Linked DNA regions of Homo sapiens: region 2 is linked to region 1. A link is a loop called in an ENCODE intact Hi-C map of the cell type or tissue named here. Cell type or tissue: B cell. All regions are shown on one strand. Links, peaks and the distances in the headings refer to the core of each region. The heading gives the core; the rest is flanking DNA. Region 1 overlaps ARHGAP22 (Rho GTPase activating protein 22). Region 2 has its middle 29 kb from the start of ARHGAP22.

Region 1 (2,807 bases), core at 222-2,721:
AGCTTTTATTTAGATTCAAACTGTTGATCAAACTCACGAAGTAAGGCAGAGGCGAGGTTGGAGCCATGTCGCCTGCCCCTAGACTCCACTGTTTGATTGTGTTGAATGATTTGCTAAACCTTCATAGGGTAAAGTTCCACCCAGGGGAGAAGGCCACAACTAGGGTATTTCCTACATGGTTTACCGCATGAGTTTACTCTCACCATAGTCCTATAAGATAGGTGTGGTTATTCTCAACTTACAAGGAGGAAACTGAGGCTCAGAGAGTGAAATATCTTCTCTAGTTACCAGCTAGAACCATCCTGGTTACTCAAGAGAAATCTGCCATTTTTCTCTATCACGCAAGATCCTGTAATATGACATGCTAAAATTTAGACACCAGGTATTCGTGGCAGACTTACCACCCACGAGTCTGGACTCCTAATCAAGAAAGGGAGTGAAGACCATCTGAAGGGCTGGTCTCAGGGAGCTCTGCATGTTCAGGCAATCATTGTTTTCTAGATCTGCAACTTCCTTTTTATAATTCATATTAGATGCCTTCGCATGCTTCTTGAAGGTCTTTCATTTCAGAACCCATTCTAAGAATTGTAATAGTCTTATCTCTGAGTGTTTAGGCAGCATTGACAACACTATCAACCACAGCAACTTCCATTTGTCCAATGCTTAGTGAAGCCACAGCCTCAAAGGACCACACCAAAAGTAGGAACAAGAGGGCTTCAATGATCTTCCCAAATCTATAGCTAGTAGGTGGTATAAATGGGACTTGAAGCCAGGTATTCTGGTTCCAAATATTATGGTTTTTTCCATTATAGTATGCAAGCTTTCATTCTACCTTTTTGAGCCCCACATTCTCTACCAGTACAGTGGAAATTGATTGTGCCTGGCCTTGTGGAGATGCTGTGTGAATGTTTATTGAACAAGTGTTTATTGAGCTTCTACTATGTGTCAGACATTGTTCTGGATACTGAGACACAGAGATAAACAAGATAGACAAAAACCTCACCTTGTTGGGCTTACAGTCTGATAGGGAAGGCAGTCAATAAGCTCTTTGCCAATTCTCAGGCACTTTACAAAAGCAATAAATTATTTTTCCATTGAGGATCTAATACAAATATGGGTCACACTATGCACTCATTCATTCCATTTATTTTTCTCATTTATTCATTCATTCATTCAATTATTCAAGTAAGCACCCAATATTACTGGATACCAATTATGTGTCAAGTACCGCTAGGTGATAGGAAAAGAGAAATAATAAGACAGATTGAAGCCCCACCTGAATGAGGTTTATGATATAGAATGGAGAACAGAAATTAAATTGAGGAAGTGTTATAAATAACAACAGCAATATCAAAACAGTAATGCAATAATAATAGCAGTGACATCCTCTTGGCTGGTTTGAGTAACAATTTACAGCTTATGAAGGATGCACAGTTAGGGCTTGCTAAGTCAACTTGAGCTGGGTGGAGGTTATGAGGTCCAGAAGTGAAGGGCATCTGACACAGGGGCGGTCCTGTGAGCTGTGAGCACAAGATGAGCTCCGACACCTGATGGCATCTTCATCGTACCCCCAGGTGGTGCTGAGATGAGGGCCATGGAAGATAGAGCCAGCCAAAGGTGTGAGGTTTTTGTGGGCAGACATTAATGGCACGGCAGGGGGTTGTCCTAGCAGTCTCACTGAACTTGTGTCAGCTTTCAGGCGCTATCTGAGAGTGAGTACCTGTTAGTCTTGGCCTGATGTCAGTCCTTCAGTTTCCTCATTTGAGAAATGGAGACAACCCAGGCATCTACTCCAGGTCAAGGACTCAGGGAAGGAGCGTGATATGGTTTGGCTCTGTGTCTCCATCCAAATCTCATGTTTAATTGTAATCCCCAGTGTTGGAGGTGGGGCCTGGCGGAAGGTATTTGGATCATGGGGGCGGTTTCTCTTGAGTGGTTAGCACCATCTTCTTGGTGCTGTCCTCAAAATAGAGTGAATTCTCACGAAATCTGGTGGTTTAAAAGTGTGTGTGGCACCTCCCTGCTCTCTCTTTTGCTCCTGCTCTGGCCATGTGACATGACTGCTCCCTCTTTGCCTTCCGCCATGATTCTAAGTTTCCTGAGGCATCTCCAGAAGCTGAGCAGAGGTCAGCATCATGCTTCCTGTACAGCATGCAGAACAATGAGCCAATTAAACCTCTTTAAAAAAAAATTATCCAGTCTCAGGTATTTCTTTATAGCAATGGGAGAATGGAGTAACAGAGTTCATGAAAGCAACATTTTATTTTTTGTTTTTGTTTTTGACGTGCAAGTTTGGTAAACAATGGGGTGGGAAATGAAGATTCCCTGCAGGCTGAAATATTCCTGTGACTTTCAAGTTATGGGATAGGATGGCCTCTCTTTCTTCCCCTGAGGTTTCCTCTTTCTTAAAGATTTCTGGTTTCCGACTGTCCAATATTAATGTTCCACTCCTAGAAGTGCATGTGCTTTCCCATCCATCTTGACTTTCTCCCCACCAGTCTCAAGCTTTTACTCAATCACATCAAACTTTAAATCAATCTTCTATGGCTCCTTATTGCTGAGCTTCCCTCACTTATTCTCCTGGAAAAAAAATAAAACATACAACAGAAACCTAGCCTGCTCTCAAAGTGATTTTTAAATTGCCTCTTCTAGAACATAATGTTGCATCAGCCATGGCAGGTAGGTGGGAGGGGGAAGTGTGGATTCCAAACTCCACCTGCCATGTTCCCTCCCCTGCTTCTTCCAAGGCCCCCAGCCCTTGTTCCAGCATGGTGAGGATTTTCTTGGCCTCAGCTGATATTAGAACA
Region 2 (2,807 bases), core at 206-2,705, 60 kb after region 1:
CCATTTTCATCACTACTGCACAACGCTGACTATTCTTTTCCTTCATCTACCCCTGGAAGATCCTGAGTCACCTGCCAGAGGACATCACCTGCCACACGGAGGACATCAGTGGACAGTTCCCTCAGGCCTTTCCATTGGATGATATGAGAAGAGCATGAGCTCCAGAAGGTAAGAGTTTTTGCCAATTATGTTGCCTGCTGTATTCCAGTGCCTAGAGCAGTGCCTGGCACAACTCATGTTTGCTGGGTGACTGAATAAATTATCAACCCTTAGGAAACTTTTGAGATCATTTCCCAGGCCTGTCCACCTTTAATGGCCCCAGTCAGCTCTCATTTCTGCAGACAATCTACCTTCCTCTGAGACTCCCAGGTCTGAGGTTTGCAGTGACTGCATGCTGGAGAAGTAAAACTGGGAGAAAGCTCCAAATGTAGGGTTCCTGTGTCCAGAGTCTCCATCATATCACTTGGTTTTCAAAAAATTCCCAAAGGAAACAATTCTCAGCCAGAGATTAACAGTGGCATCTGATTGTTTGTCTGGAAGGGAGTTCCCACTTATTCAGGGTTTACCCTGTGCCTTTCCTTGAACTCTTTTCTTTTAATTAGACATGTAATCCTTATTACAGTCTTGTGAGATATGGCCTATTGTGGTCTCACTTTTACAATGAGGAAATGAAGCAGAGAGATTATATCACTTGAGTAAGGGCATAGAGTAAGCAGGTGGTAGAACCTGGATCCACACCCAGGCCTGGCTTTCTCTAGACTGTTTTTACATTTTGTGGGAAAATGATGCCAGCAGCAGGGAGGGAGGGCTGGCTTTCCCTGTGGACTTTCCACAAGAAAATCCCTGTTGACATCCATCTGCAGAAGGAGATGGGCAGGTTAATAGAGACAGGATCATTCCACGGGGCTAAGAGGAGGAGGGAGCAGAGGGCTGGGCATGGGAGGAGGGAGAGCCTTTCCTAACTGAATGCTGGGCCAAGCTGGCTGCGGGATGCCCTGACTCCTGGAAATCTCTGGGGCAGGTGTCTGAGAGTTGACACCATGGGCATCTATGCCCTATGTTCTCCCTCACCTTCTTCCTGGCCACCAGGATGCTGCTTCCTCCCACGCTTGTTTCTATGATAACTGGCAGGAAGTGTTATCTGCTAGCCAGCTCACCTGTTGAGAGAAGCCAGTTTGCACTAGTAGCTCAGTAGTATCATGGGTAGCTGAATGGGTACTTTCAGATTTGGGTGGCGGATTTGATGGGAGCAGCCAAAAGGTGCCATCAATGTCCCTAAAAGCAGAGGTACTGCTGTGAGTGAGCACTAAAGATGGGTCAGCTCAGATCTGGGTTGAGTCCTGTCTGCCACTAACTAGCTGTGAGCTTTTGGCAAGTCAGTAAACTTCAGATCTTCTGCTTCCTCATCTAGCCAACAGGGAAAAGTGCTCTGCCCCCACAGAGCTGGGCCATAGGAGAGGATAAGCTGCTGGGTGCAGAGGGCGGTGAGCCTGCACTGTGGTTTGCCCATTTCACAACCATTCCCAGAGTCAAATCATTTCTCCCAGATGTGCAGAAACAGAAACCATTGTAGGAAACTGGGTCTCTAAGAAGAGCCGCTGACTCAGCCCTTATTTGGTTCTGTGGCTGGGGGTGGGTGAGCCTGGGCTTCCGCTTGGCTCCCTAGAGGGTAGTGTGGCTGGCAGGGCATCTGTCTAGACACTCTCTGAGGCTCTGCCCAGCCTGTTCTTTGGAATAGACTCTCCTCTGCTTCTCAGGGCTGACAGCTCTGAGCCCAGGAAAGCAAGAGGGCTGAATTGTGTCCCCCGACTCCAGTTCATGATGAAGCCTAACCCCCACCGCCCCATACAGAAAGTGGCTGTATTTGGAGATAGGGCCTTTAAATATCAAAGTTAAAATGAGTGATTAAGTTAAAATGAGGTCATTAGGGTGGGCCCTAGTCCAATATGACTAGAGTTCTTATAAGCAGAGGAGATAAGGACACAGATACCAACTGTGTGAAGACACAGGAAGAAGGTGATATTTACAAGCCAAGGAGAGAGGAGAAAGAAGCTTGCTAACACATTGATCTTAGACTTCCAGCCTCCAGAATGGGAAAAAATACATGTATGTTGTGAAAGCCCTGGGGCCCGAGGTGCTTTGTCATGGCAGCCCGAGCAGACTCATGTACCTGCCCTCCCTCTTCCTCAGTGTGAACAAGGGAATTCCAGCACCCATGGGAGGCTCTTGGAGGCTAGGCTCCTTCTGGGTCCACCGTGAATGAAGCACTTCACCTTGTTTCTGGGCCTCTGTCTCTTGTTGCCCCCACCCCCACTTCTGCACTGGGCCTGGTGTTTCCCTGGACCCCGACTCCCTGTCTCCTCAGGCATGACTAGTTTCATACTCCTCCAAGGTTGGTAAGAGAAAAATGCCTGGGGTTTAGGTTATAGCTTGAAGCACAGCTTTGGGTGCTCCGTAACTTGTCCCAGCCCCTTGGCCAGCTCCAAGTTCAGCCACAGCTGTGGTGAAACGTCCCCTCTTAGGTGAGCCCACTGATGGCTTCCCGCTCCAGGCTCTCAGCCCTCGGCTTTCTCTGAAGCCACAGGGACCCTAAGCCCTGGGCAAACAAATGCAGTCCAGAAGGGCTGGGTGTCCACACCCCTGGGGTTGCCCTCAGCCAAGGGAGAAAGGGGGCCGGGTAACCCCCACCCTCTCCCCTTCCAGGCTTATGGCAGGTGAGTCTGCACTCTTCCCAGAGTCCCTGTGGAAGTGAGTCTTGGGACAGCAGCAACCTTCATTATGCCCCTCACACTGGCCTTCCCTCCTTC

The links. Hi-C counts contacts between places; a loop is a spot of excess contacts. Peaks named below come from ENCODE experiments on the same cell type or tissue, not always from the same donor. Only the 100,000 strongest peaks of a DNase experiment are listed, where the experiment ranks them.
Region 2: a loop joins it to region 1, with 5 times the contacts of the local background. A loop is called at or near these places in 3 of 110 quality-filtered maps.

The regions. Positions count from the first base shown.
Region 1 is chr10:48,573,079-48,575,885 of GRCh38, forward strand. The region is part of intron 2 of ARHGAP22 (Rho GTPase activating protein 22); the gene reads right to left. Among named protein-coding and RNA genes, the nearest start is that of ARHGAP22, 31 kb to the right of the region's middle. RefSeq lists an enhancer at 1,450-1,951. In B cell, for the core only: no CTCF peak of the experiment used is centred there; a DNase peak (open chromatin) is centred at 1,523; H3K4me3 peaks cover 1,888 bases; H3K27ac peaks cover 2,500 bases.
Region 2 is chr10:48,632,916-48,635,722 of GRCh38, forward strand. It overlaps a transcript of ARHGAP22 not described here. Among named protein-coding and RNA genes, the nearest start is that of ARHGAP22, 29 kb to the left of the region's middle. In B cell, for the core only: no CTCF peak of the experiment used is centred there; a DNase peak (open chromatin) is centred at 1,646; H3K4me3 peaks cover 870 bases; H3K27me3 peaks cover 697 bases.